Linked DNA regions of Homo sapiens: region 1 is linked to region 2. The links are chromatin contacts, found by Hi-C or POLR2A ChIA-PET in ENCODE. All regions are on one chromosome and are shown on one strand. Each heading gives the region's core, a stretch centred on a gene start or an enhancer-like site at or near the end of the contact. The rest is flanking DNA. Distances are from core to core; before and after follow the strand shown. Region 1 has its middle 190 kb from the start of LYSMD4. Region 2 overlaps IGF1R (insulin like growth factor 1 receptor).

Region 1 (6,662 bases), core at 2,781-5,280, 1.1 Mb after region 2:
ATATGTTAAAAATCACAGAAATGCGTCCGTTAAGATGGTGCATTTTATGCTACATAGATTGTATCTCAAGAAAACCTGGAATCTAATCTGGGATCACACATTGCACTCATTCTTCATGTCTCTTTAATCTCATTTAGAACACCGCACCTCCTTTCCTGCTCCCTCTTTTCATGATATTGGCATGTTTGAAAAGTCTAGGCCGGTCATTTTGTAGAATGTCCTGCAGTCTAGATTTGGCTTGTTTCCTTATGACTAGATTCAGGCTAAACAACTTTTTGGGGAGAAATTAATTTTCTTAATGTTTGTTGTTGGTGTGAAGAAACGCAAATGATTTTTCATAGTAACCTTTAGCCAGTAACCTTGATAAATTATTTCATGAGCTTTGATGTTTTACCTGTTTTCTTTTAATTTTTTATGCATGCAATCATGTTATCTGTAAATAATGACAGTTTACTTTTTCCTTTCTAATCTTCACCCTTTAGTTGCCTTTCCTTGCCTCACTGCACTGAACAGACGGTTATCTCCCAAACCTCCTAACGTTCATCTCGGGCAACCATTAGTCTATTTTCCAGCTCTGTAACTTCATTATTCCAAGAATAATGGAATCATATAGTGTGTAACCTTTTGAGATTGGCTTTAAAAAAAAAATACTTCCCTTGAAGTCTATTCAAGTTGTGTGTCAATGTCGACATGATTTTTAGAACCAGACTGCACAGATCTATTAGAGAACTGATATTTTTAAATATTGAATATTCCAGTCTATTGCATAGTACATTGCTTACTTTATTTATATCTTTAAATTTTTTCTCTAAATGTTCATCTTTTTATTCTTTTTTAAAAAAGGTGGTACATAATTTTAATTGTATTCCCCTTTTCCTATGCTTTGGAAGATTTTGTGTAGAAGCAGTGTTCTTTCTTTCTTAAATGTTTGTAAGCATTCACTTGCAAAATTGTCTGCACCTGGTTTTCTTTGTGAGCAGATTTTTAATTACAATATCTTTTTTAATTTTTTTTGATGGTAATGTGTTTCTCAATGCTGTTTGTCTTTCAGCCTCTATTTCTCCTTCACTTTTTGAAGGATATTTTCACTGGGTATAGACTTCCAGTCTGGCAAGATGGCATCAAGATGCTGTTCCTTTGTTTCCTGGAGTCCATTGTTTCTATTTTAAAATCAGTCATCAGTCTTAGTGTTGCTCCTTTGAAGATAATTTTCTTTTTTTTTTTCCAAATGCTTTCAGATTTTTCTCTGTTTTTGCTTTTCATCAGTTTGCTATAATGTCCCTAGATATGGTGTTGCTTCTCTCCTTCTTGGGAATTATAGTGTTGCTTGTATCTGTGGTATCCCATCTTTTATTCATTTTTGAAAATTCTCTTCTTTTCAAATAGTACTTCTCCACTCTGTCTTCTCCTTTCCTCTGTGACTCCTCATAACAAATATGCTAGATATTTTTACCATACTCTAGACGCCTCTTATATTCCTTCTGTATTTTCCAACATTTTGTCTTTCTGTGCCTCAGCATGTATTTTTTTTCTGATTCCATCTCCCAATTCACTTTTTCTTCAGTTGAATTCAAACTCCTGTTAAACCAATCTATTGATTTCCTAATTTCAGTTTGTTCTAAAGTTTTAAGATTTAGGATTTCTATTTTGAATGCTTTCTCATTCTCTGACAAAATACTTCTGTATTTCTTAAACCAATTAATTATAGCTGTATGAGGTTTGTTTCTGATAATTTCAAATCCTGGATGCTCCAAGGATATGTCCCTACTGTTCATTGATTATCTTGAGTTTTGTTAATATCTTAACCTCTACTATTCCTGGCTTTTTAAAAATTAAATGCCGGGCATTATATGTAAACATTTAAGAGGTAATTTGAGGTTCTGGATAATTGTATCTACATTTTAAGAGGATTACTTTTTCTCTAGGCAATGAGACTAGAAGCCCCAGTTACCCCAGGTCATCTTAATATCATCAGGGACTGACATAATTTTGCGGTTGGTCTTCAGTTCCTTTGAGGGCTGATCCCTTTTTAGTATCCCCAGGTCAAAATGATTTCAAATTCTGAGCTAACTTTTCTGGAATTCCGTCTCTTTTCCATAATTTCTCACTCACTTGTTTGCTTGCCAATGATGTCAAGATTTTCTGTTGTTCTTGAGGGAGAGCTGTTCTGATTCACTCAGTCTACCATTACCAAGCATGGAACCTATTTCATGACAGTTTGTTTCTTCATGTGTTTTGTGACTTTTGATTATAAAATCATGTTCCTAGTCACTATCTTTGAGAAATCGTTAAGGCCTCAGCTTAAACCTTTTGGAGAGAACTTATATTTGCTTATGCTAGATGCCAGGAAGCACAGTCAACTTCAGATCACTTTAAACTAAAATTTCTGGCTGAGAGCAGTGGCTCATGCCTGTAATCTCAGCACTTCGGGAGGCTGAGGCAGGTGGATCACCTGAAGTCAGGAGTTTGAGATTAGCCTGGCTAACATGGTGAAACCCCATCTCTACTAAAAATACAAAACTTAGCCGGGCATGTTGGTGGGTGGCAGTAATTCCAGCTACTTGGGAGACTGAGGCAGGAGAATTGCTTGAACCTGGGAGGTGGAGGTTGCAGTGAGCCAATGCGCTCTAGCCTGGGTGACAGAGCGAGACTCCGTCTCAGAAAACAAACAAACCCAGGCCGGGCACGGTGGCTTACACCTATAATCCCAGCACTTTGGGAGGCTGAGGCGGGGAGATCACGAGGTCAGGAGACTGAGACCATCCTGGCTAACATGGTGAAACCCCGTCTCTACTAAAAATACAAAAAAATTAGCCGGGCATGGTGGCGGGCGTCTGTAGTCCCAGCTACTCGGGAGGCTGAGGCAGGAGAATGGTGTGAACCCGGGAGGCAGAGCTTGCAGTGAGCCGAGATCACGCCACTGCACTCCAGCCTGGGTGACACAGTGAGACTCCATCTCAAAAAACAAACAAAAAACACCAAACCCAAAACTTTCTATTTGCGAGGGGGCTTCAATTTTCACAAAAAGTGTAGATTCTTGCCCTCTTCCTAGTCAAATAGGGACAGATGGTTAGGAATGTGTTAGGGGAATGTTTTATTTCTTTGCTTCTGTGCTCACCCACTGAAGGTATTGAGTTCTGGGATTTCTGACTTTATGCAGGGGTCTCTGGTCAGAACTCTTCCTCCAGCCCAGCTCCCCTCTTACTTTGGTCATTTGTACCCAGCATAGTTCAGTGTAACTGTGGTTCTAGGCGACTGGAAACCAGCAGAAGCCTTCAGGACAAAATTCAGCTCACTCATACAGGATTTTGATTCCAATGGAATTTCTGCCCTCTCATTGTTTTCCTTATTTTATTGCTATCTCAGTAGAACTTTAAATAAATAAATAAAGCTAAAATTATTTTATTTGCCATTTTTATATGTAATGATCTCGGAGGGATTCTTGAACAGATGTGGTCTACAGTCTACAGCTAACATGTAGCTGCCTGCTTTCACTGTGTTCACTCTTCAGATTAATAAAATGAAAAGCAATGCTGATAATAGTGGTTTCTTTTCTTTCTGCTTTCTCCAGTAATTAGCTTATGGGGGACACTCAGAGGACAGGATTTAGGATCAGCAGACCTGGGTCTGCCTCCCATCTCCACTGCTAAGAGTTGAATCAGTCCATGCAGGCCACTCCCCATCCTCAGCCTTTTCTTCTGTCAAATGAACAATATAATCCCCTAGTTTTAGGGAATTTTGAGGAATACATCAGATTACCAAATCGTGAGTTCCTTGAGCTGATAAAGAGTGAGCACTTACTGTGTGTAAGGCAACTTTCCTAAGTGCTAGGGATACAAAAGTGAACAAAACACACAAAAAATGTGTCTGTGTGTGTGTGGGGGTTGGTGTGGATGTCCACAGGCATACATGTGTGGTAGCAGACAATAATATAAGAAAAATAAAGTAAAATATATAGTGTTTTAGGTGGTAGTAATTCCTATGTCAAACAACAGCGCCGACGAAGTAGAGGGGATAGGAATGCGTGTGTATGCCTGTGTGGGCACGTTCGCTACCTCTGCATCCCAGGCACCTAGACACGATCTGGCTCAGAGGGGAAGCTCAAAGAATGTTTGATGGATGAATTAACACTCATAGGACACTTACTACCATGCCTGGCGAATAACAGTAGCTTTTGGTTTTAGAATGGATGCAGTTGCTATTGGGCTCCCCTCTTTATGTCCAGTTGATGCAAGTAGGTTAGGGGGTCTCTAGAGGCTCACAAAGCTGTGCTTGGCTCAGAAGTTATCCAGATAAAAACTAGTATAGGAATCCAACTCCCCTCCTCCCTCCATCTTTCACCCCTGCAAATCTGGTGAGCTCCATGAAGCTTTCCTCCCCAGGTGACGTTGTTGCTGCTGTACTTAAGGGACAGCACAGGCCACCTGGGTGTGGGACAGAGCTGACACCTTCCTGTCTGGGCTCTTCCAGCCTTCACTCTAGAACGAAGCGGGAAGCCTCAGGTCCAAGGGGAGAGCCGCCGCAAAGGCCGCGTTGAACGCCGAGGTGCACGCGCAGGTACTGGCTAAGTGCGCGCCAGGGTGCTCGGGAGGGGGCGGGTGCGGGCCGCACTGCCGGGCGGGGTGCGCGAGTGAGGAGGGCGGGGTGCGCGAGAGAGGAGGGCGGGGTGCGCGAGTGAGGAGGGCGGGGTGCGCGAGTGAGGAGGGCGGGGTGCGCGAGTGAGGAGGGCGGGGGAGTGCGCGAGTGAGGAGGGCGGGGTGCGCGAGTGAGGAGGGCGGGGTGCGCGAGTGAGGAGGGCGGGGTGCGCGAGTGAGGAGGGCGGGGTGCGCGAGTGAGGAGGGCGGGGGAGTGCGCGAGTGAGGAGGGCGGGGGAGTGCGCGAGTGAGGAGGGCGGGGTGCGCGAGTGAGGAGGGAGGGGTGCGCGAGTGAGGAGGGCGGGGGAGTGCGCGAGTGAGGAGGGCGGGGGAGTGCGCGAGTGAGGAGGGCGGGGGAGTGCGCGAGTGAGGAGGGCGGGGGAGTGCGCGAGTGAGGAGGGCGGGGGAGTGCGCGAGTGAGGAGGGCGGGGGAGTGCGCGAGTGAGGAGGGAGGGGTGCGCGAGTGAGGAGGGCGGGGGAGTGCGCGAGAGAGGAGGGCGGGGTGCGCGAGTGAGGAGGGCGGGGGAGTGCGCGAGTGAGGAGGGCGGGGTGCGCGAGTGAGGAGGGCGGGGGAGTGCGCGAGTGAGGAGGGCGGGGGAGTGCGCGAGTGAGGAGGGCGGGGGAGTGCGCGAGTGAGGAGGGCGGGGGAGTGCGCGAGTGAGGAGGGAGGGGTGCGCGAGTGAGGAGGGCGGGGGAGTGCGCGAGTGAGGAGGGCGGGGGAGTGCGCGAGTGAGGAGGGCGGGGTGCGCGAGAGAGGAGGGCGGGGTGCGCGAGTGAGGAGGGCGGGGGAGTGCGCGAGTGAGGAGGGCGGGGTGCGCGAGTGAGGAGGGCGGGGGAGTGCGCGAGTGAGGAGGGCGGGGGAGTGCGCGAGTGAGGAGGGCGGGGTGCGCGAGTGAGGAGGGCGGGGGAGTGCGCGAGTGAGGAGGGCGGGGGAGTGCGCGAGTGAGGAGGGCGGGGTGCGCGAGTGAGGAGGGCGGGGGAGTGCGCGAGTGAGGAGGGCGGGGGAGTGCGCGAGTGAGGAGGGCGGGGTGCGCGAGAGAGGAGGGCGGGGTGCGCGAGTGAGGAGGGCGGGGGAGTGCGCGAGTGAGGAGGGCGGGGTGCGCGAGAGAGGAGGGCGGGGTGCGCGAGTGAGGAGGGCGGGGGAGTGCGCGAGTGAGGAGGGCGGGGTGCGCGAGTGAGGAGGGCGGGGGAGTGCGCGAGTGAGGAGGGCGGGGTGCGCGAGTGAGGAGGGCGGGGTGCGCGAGTGAGGAGGGCGGGGGAGTGCGCGAGTGAGGAGGGCGGGGGAGTGCGCGAGTGAGGAGGGCGGGGGAGTGCGCGAGTGAGGAGGGCGGGGGAGTGCGCGAGTGAGGAGGGAGGGGTGCGCGAGTGAGGAGGGCGGGGGAGTGCGCGAGTGAGGAGGGCGGGGTGCGCGAGTGAGGAGGGCGGGGTGCGCGAGAGAGGAGGGCGGGGTGCGCGAGTGAGGAGGGCGGGGGAGTGCGCGAGTGAGGAGGGCGGGGTGCGCGAGAGAGGAGGGCGGGGTGCGCGAGTGAGGAGGGCGGGGGAGTGCGCGAGTGAGGAGGGCGGGGTGCGCGAGTGAGGAGGGCGGGGGAGTGCGCGAGTGAGGAGGGCGGGGGAGTGCGCGAGTGAGGAGGGCGGGGGAGTGCGCGAGTGAGGAGGGCGGGGGAGTGCGCGAGTGAGGAGGGAGGGGTGCGCGAGTGAGGAGGGCGGGGGAGTGCGCGAGTGAGGAGGGCGGGGGAGTGCGCGAGTGAGGAGGGCGGGGGAGTGCGCGAGTGAGGAGGGCGGGGGAGTGCGCGAGTGAGGAGGGCGGGGTGCGCGAGTGAGGAGGGCGGGGTGCGCGAGTGAGGAGGGCGGGGTGCGCGAGTGAGGAGGGCGGGGTGCGCGAGTGAGGAGGGCGGGGGAGTGCGCGAGTGAGGAGGGCGGGGGAGTGCGCGAGTGAGGAGGGCGGGGGAGTGCGCGAGTGAGGAGGGCGGGGTGCGCGAGTGAGGAGGGCGGGGTGCGCGAGTGAGGAGGGCGGGGTGCGCGAGTGAG
Region 2 (6,587 bases), core at 267-2,766:
CCTCCACCTCCCAGGTTCGAGCAATTCTTCTGCCTCAGCTTCCTGAGTATCTGAGATTACAGGCATGTGCCACCACACCCGGCTAATTTTTGTATTTTCAGTAGAGACGGGGTTTTGCCATGTTGGCCGGGCTGGTCTTGAACTCCTGACCTCAAGTGATCCACCCACCTCGGCTTTCCAAAGTGCTGGGATTACAGGCGTGAGCCACCACGCCCAGCCTACGTCTTTAAAAATAAATGTAAATACCCAAGGCTCACAGTTCCGTTCTTCCATCTAGTCTAGCACCGTCCAGTGGAAGTTTCCACCATGATGGACTGTTCTGTGGATGCCCTGTCCAGTACAGGAGCCGCTAGCCACATGTGGCTATGGAGCACTTGAAATGTGGCTAGTGCTACGGAGGAACTGGATTTTGGATTTTTTTAAAGTTTTAATTTAAATTTGAATAGCTACATGTGGCTAATGGCTACTGGACATCACAGATCTAACACAGGATTAACTGACAAAATTCTTTCCTCTTAAAAATATGTGTTTATTTTGATAAGGATAACTGAGACCTGTACATTCCATTTTTCCTGTCATATTTAGGGCTCATAAAGGGGGTGGTATGCACGTTTTAAAAAATGCAACACAACCAGTTAAACCAGCTGTCTAATTGTACACATTTCCTGGAGCTGTTGGTGTTGATTATTAGCAAATACTAAGTACTTGTAATGACCTAAGAACTATAAGACAAGCAAGTCGTCTTCTGTAACTGAGTATCAGCGGATTCAAGCGTTAAGGAAAATGATTAAGAGAAAACAACCAAAAAAGTCTTAATGGTTCTGTCAATCAAGTGGCTATCAATTCATGGCTATTCAAAAGCTTTTGTGGCTATGAAAATAAACTAGATTGAAAAAATTCTAAAACAAAATTGAAACACTCATTTGAGTTTAAAATTTTAGTTGAGTTGATTTTTATTTCTTGTTTTGGTTCATTTGTAGTTTCCCCCCGCTTCGTTGTTTCCTCAGATATGGAGAATAAAGCCTGGCTGGTCAGTTTCAGTTTTTATTTAAATTCATTTTGTCTTCATTCCTTTTAATCTAGCACAGTCCTGTGATGTATTGGGATCACAGTGCTCTGGGGAAACATTGAAATATAAAAACATTTTCCTGAAAACATTTCCAGTTATATTTAATTTTCCTCCTTGAATAGAAAAATATTTCCAACTTAATCCTCCCTCTCCCCTCTTGAAATGAATTGCATGCTTTGGAAATAACATCAATCCACCCAAGTACACAAGGACAATCTCAGCCATTTAATCGAGATATAAAGGCTTAGAGAACTCTGGGCTTCGGAGGCACAGACTCCACCTTTCAGGATGCTAATAAACGTGGACGAGGTCTCGCCTGGGCTTCCTCCTCCATTGTTCAGCGCAGCAAACCAGCACAGCACTCCGTGGCCAGGGTTTGCGGGGAGAAATCTCTCACTCTGTTTTAGTAGCATCATCATCCTTATCAGCACCCTGCTTTTATTTTTGAACAGCCAAACTTCCTCTTTCCAAACTTCGTGTGACATCTGGGACCAGCTATGTTTGAAGGAGTCTGAACATGCCACATAGTGGCTCACGCTTTTAAGGGAGGAAGGCCAGTAAGCCTCCTCAATGGCAGAATTCTACTTTCAGTCTACCCTTTGGTTCTGTTGTGGTTGTTCCTTAGAACTTTATTCTGCTCATTAGGAAGCCCAGCCTCCGGGGAGGGTTTAGCTTCTCATCTAAGCAAGAAGTAAAATGTCATAATGGAGGAAAAAAAAAAAAAAGTCCAAACTTTTTTTGGACTTTTAGAAACACATCCAGTTTGAGCTCCACTGAGCTATCATTGCAGTTACAAAGCCCATGTATATTGAGATCGGTGTAAAAATTCAGCATGTCCACCTGCATAATTATGACCAGTGTATTGAAAGCACATTTCATTTAGTTTTGCAACAGCCGATGAGGTAGATTCTACCAACATTGTTTTACGGAAGAACAAATGGAAGCCTGGAAAAATAAATTGTCTACCTCACACACTTCGCAGGTGGTAAACACAGGATTTGAACTAAGACATACTTGATTTTAAAGTGTTTGCTTTTCCTTTGCACTACTGCATCTGCGATGTTTGCACTCAGACACTCTAGAATATTTGGTGTTGCATGTTTTTGCCCCAAGAAAGAACCCATTAAAATGAAACTTTCCAGTTCGTAAGCTTTGCCCTCAAGAAGGGAAAGAACTTCTTGCAAGGTTTCTGAAACAAAAAGAAAATGAAAAGTAACTTTACTGTATCTGGGTTTTCTGATTAAATTACGGTTTTTGCAAGCTTGTGCATTTCTCAGTGTCCAGATAGCCAGGATTTTTCCTTTTAATAAATATCACTTTAAAAAACAAACACACACATTCTTAAATGCATGATTAACTGTATAGATTGATTTAGTTATAAGATGTCCTAGCCTAAATATAAGAAGGTGTATGTGTTAGAATTAATTTCTTCAATAAAGAGAAAGAAATTCAGGAATTGTGGTTCTGTTGGTCTTCTGTACTGTATATTTTTGTGCAGCCAAAGCAGCATGCCTTGCTTCTTGGTTTCATGACCACATGGGTAGTTTCTTGAAGTTTTTTCTTTTGAGATGGAGTCTTGCTCTGTCACCCAGGCTGGAGTGCAGTGACGCGATCTCGGCTCACTGCAACCTTCACCTCCCGGGTTCAAGCAATTCTCCTGCCTCAGCCTCCCGAGTAGCTGGAATTACAGGCATGTGCCACCATACCTGGCTAATTTTTGTATTTTTAGTAGAGACGGGGTTTCGCCATGTTGGCCAGGCTGGAGTTTCTTGAAGTATTGACTGATCCTTGACTCTGAACTGTATGATCAAAGACTTTTGAAATGGCACACCGTTTCTTAACATTTAGGCCAATTTCAGTTGCTCATATCCAAAAATAAGTCATGATTTTCGGAGTCAGTGCGCAGCACTTAGTACAACAATCCAAACCCTTGTACAGACCATCCTAGTAGAAATGTGGATCTTGAGTATCTCAGCTTCTTAGTAGATTTTGAACTCCGTGAAAGCAGGAGCCAGGCCTCTCACAGCAAGTCTCTCCAATATGCTCAGTAAATATTTGTCAGATCGAGCAATGACCAGATGATGAAATACATTAAAGCCTTAGGGAGAACTGAGACTACTGCACCAGTTTTTGTGCACTATCATGCTGGAAATCTTTCCAACATGTATTCTGTACTTCTTTGCTTCTTACTCCAGTGAATATAATTTAGTCATTTCTGGCCAACTTGAGGACATCAGCGAGCATAAATTGTTGTATTATGCATAATACAGTGATACCCTCAAGGCTGAGTGGGAGGCAGTTTGCCCTCTGCTGAAGGTTTCTTGTGCTTATTGTGTTCTTATGGTTTGGTTTTACCATTTTTATGTCTCCATTTCTGTTTAATAGACTTATTTCAGTAAGAAGAGAAAGCCGTCTCCATCAGCCCCTCTGTAGGTGATTATTTGCCACTTCCTTTTTGCTGTGAGTGCTTTGAAAACAGATTTCTAAGCTTGTTAGAGTTATGTGTTAAGAGTAAATAGGCAGTAAGTGAAACCAAGCTTCTTCCTGGTGCTTGACTACCCCAGAAATGTTTATTTGCTGAATAGTTGAGTTCTGGAAAGGTGAGGTATAAATGTGTGATAAATTTATTCCTTTGCATGATTTTTTTTTCTTTTTCTTCCCTCCCTCCCTCCCTCCATCTATGTCTCTGTCTTTCTCTGAACATCTCTCCGTCTCAGTCTGTCTCTCTCATGATAGTTGCTGGAATAATTTAAATGAATGTAACTCATTTACCCACATCGAAGCCCAACTCAGTAGTGAAAAAACAAATCTTCCAAATGAATGCACTTTCCCCTTGATGTGCTATATACAAGACCTTGGCACACCTAGTTCAATGACATAGTATTTTAGAAGGGCCTCCTTACACCTTCCTCTCAGATAAATATACATGCAGGGACATTCTGAAGAAGTTTGTTATCGGTCTTCTCCCCTCCTACTATTAGCTCCGCCCTCCTAGTCCTTCTCTTTCACCATGCTGACCCGCGTAGGGAGGACCCTTACACCCTCTGCATGCAGCGCTGGTGCTCCTTAGTGTTCATAACCCCAACCTCCATGGCCTCTCTCGCAGTTCTCAGGTTAGGCCCTGCTTCTAGGGGACATTAGCTTTCCACCCTCTACTACATACTTCCTAGTTGTTGCAGCCTTTGCAAGCAAAACTTGTTTTCATTTGGGAGACAGCATGGTCTGACAGAGCCTAGATCCTGGGGTGAAGACATTCTGGGTTTGTATCCCGTCTTTACCACCTCTGAGCCTCTGATGCTGGACAAGTCAGCAAGTCTTTGCACCTTAGTCTCCTTTCTGTAAAAAGGAGCTTATGGGGATGTAATCAGAGAAGCCTTAGCATGGCTCTTGGTACAAGGCACGGACCAAATCCATGGTACGCTCACTCCTTTCCTTTCAGTAATACTGCCTAAATAGGGCACATGTACCTAAAAGGATTTTGTACATTCCTTGACAGCAGAATTCTCATCTTCTGTTGCATATCCCATAATGCTGGGAACACAAAATAAAAATGGTAGCTTTTCACATTCACTTTTGGCCTCAATTTTTTGTTATTCCCCAATGAGGATCATTTCATTTGGGGCTGGTCTCCGGAAAAAAGTAGATCAAGCTTTTCAGATGAGATTTGGGTGAAACCCTGACAAACTCTTTTTATTGCCTTCCCTACCACATAGTGGTGGATCAGGAAACTGTAGGGCTTATGATGCTGGGAAATTTCTGCTAATGCAATAAAGATTTTTGCTGTTGAAAGAATTTGATCTGTTTTATGTATAACATGCAGAGAGCAGAAGCATATATTATCTGTAGCAGATGATAGAGCAGGGTATATGGGCAAGTTAGAAAAACACAGTTCTCACTACATTTGAAGAAAAAGGACAAGGAGTTGTCACAAGGATCCAGGAGAGTCGCACATAATTTTCTGTCGTGCATTTTGTTGACTGTTCCTCTTTGCATCCTTCAACCATCTTAACTTCCCACTTGCACCTCGCTGGAAGACAAATCTAAGCTAAATTAAATGCTAGGCAATATGTCAGAATGGAAAGGGCCCTCAACTTGGGATGCCCGGTTCTCTACCAGCCTGAATAAACTCCAGCAACAGTATTTCTCTAGGAATCATCTGTAAAAAGTAGAGGTTTGTCATATCTCTAAACTAGGGATTCACCTTATTTATTAAGCTATCAGTGACTTTATCTTGAGGTGCACGGCTTTTAGTAACTCTGGTTCAAGTGCAAGGAATGCAAAGTTAAGTGTATCATTGGAGGTGGGATTTTTGAGTTTGTCAGTCATTTATTGATTTGCATGTATCCTTATAGTTCAAAGGTCTTTTTCTCAACTTAGTTGATGATCATGCTGTAAGTTGTTTTCTTTTGCTTTATCAACTTTTAAAAACGTTTATTAACTTTTTAATTTGAAATAATTTCAGACTTGCATAAAGGTTACAAAGAGTACCAGGAGTTCTGGAACACCCTCCACCCAGCTTCCACAGATGTTAACATCTTACATAACCGTAATACGGTTATCAAAACAGTGTTCACTCCATACTCCAGTGCTGTTAATCTCCAGACTGAATTCGGATTTCACTATTTTCCCACTGATGTCCCTTTTTTTGGTTCCAGATCCAAGAGACGATCCTACCTGGCATTTATTGTGTTCAGTTTTTCTAATTCTGGGACGTTTTCCTGGGTTTTCTTTAGTCATTCACGAAGTTCGCACTTTTGGAGAACATGGGGCCAGTTATTTTGTAGAATATCTTTCTGTTAGAGTTTGTGGATGTTTCCTCCTGATTAAATTTGGGGGGTACATTTTTAACTTGGAGATCACAGAGGTGCTGCTGTTTGTGTCTTTGCGCATCCTGTCAGGAGATGCGTGATGTTTCCTTTCCTGGTGCTGTTAGCTTTGATCCCTTAGTTAAGGTGGTCTCTGTGGCTTCCTCCATTATCATTACTATTTTTCTCTTTGTAATTAGGAAGAATCTTTTGGAGGTAGATACTTGAGACTATCTAAACAAGCATTCTGTTCCTCATTATTCTTTCACCCACTAATTTTAACATCCATTACTGTGATGTTTGCCAAATGGTGATTTTCTATTTCTGTTTTCTACACTTAGTAATTGGATTCTACTCTCAGGATTTTATGTATTTTTTAACAGTGAGGGACATAAACTTTTTAACTAGCAGTGGCAAGTCCACTTTTATTTGGGAGGACAATTACTAGTCACATGAAGAAGAAAAAATATGCAGAAGCTTAAGAAATCCCACATATGAATGTTATTTGAAATGTTCTTGCCCTTTCTCCCTACAAAGGAGGTGAAGAAGATGACAGGAGATGTTAATTGCCAAAATAGTCTCATAGTTTTGGTCCTGGCTGCAAATCTCTCGTTTTTGATACTCAAGAGAATGCTATTGGGGAACTGACTCTGAAGCACAGCCCAGATGCTTGAGATGGGTTGGGAAGGTTTACATCAACACCATGAATTTAA

Evidence for each region. Hi-C counts contacts between places; a loop is a spot of excess contacts on that map. ChIA-PET counts read pairs that join two places held with the same protein, here RNA polymerase II (POLR2A). Pooled maps may share reads with other maps.
Region 1: a map of CD4-positive, alpha-beta T cell shows a loop between it and region 2 (8-fold over the local background). The contact joins two enhancer-like sites. A Hi-C loop is called at or near these places in 2 of 168 maps with a recorded cell type or tissue (CD4-positive, alpha-beta T cell and CD4-positive, alpha-beta memory T cell) and 8 of 50 pooled maps. POLR2A ChIA-PET finds 5 or more read pairs at or near these places in 1 of 52 experiments (activated T-cell).

What each region holds. Positions count from the first base shown.
Region 1 is chr15:99,921,792-99,928,453 of GRCh38, forward strand. No RefSeq gene overlaps it. Among named protein-coding and RNA genes, the nearest start is that of LYSMD4, 190 kb to the left of the region's middle. RefSeq lists an enhancer at 6,573-6,662 and a silencer at 6,589-6,648. Within about 2 kb of position 4,031, at least 28 of the 41 ENCODE cell types and tissues checked have a DNase peak (open chromatin) inside an H3K27ac peak, as active enhancers do.
Region 2 is chr15:98,857,300-98,863,886 of GRCh38, forward strand. The region is part of intron 2 of IGF1R (insulin like growth factor 1 receptor); the gene reads left to right. Among named protein-coding and RNA genes, the nearest start is that of MIR4714, 76 kb to the left of the region's middle. Within about 2 kb of position 1,517, at least 4 of the 41 ENCODE cell types and tissues checked have a DNase peak (open chromatin) inside an H3K27ac peak, as active enhancers do.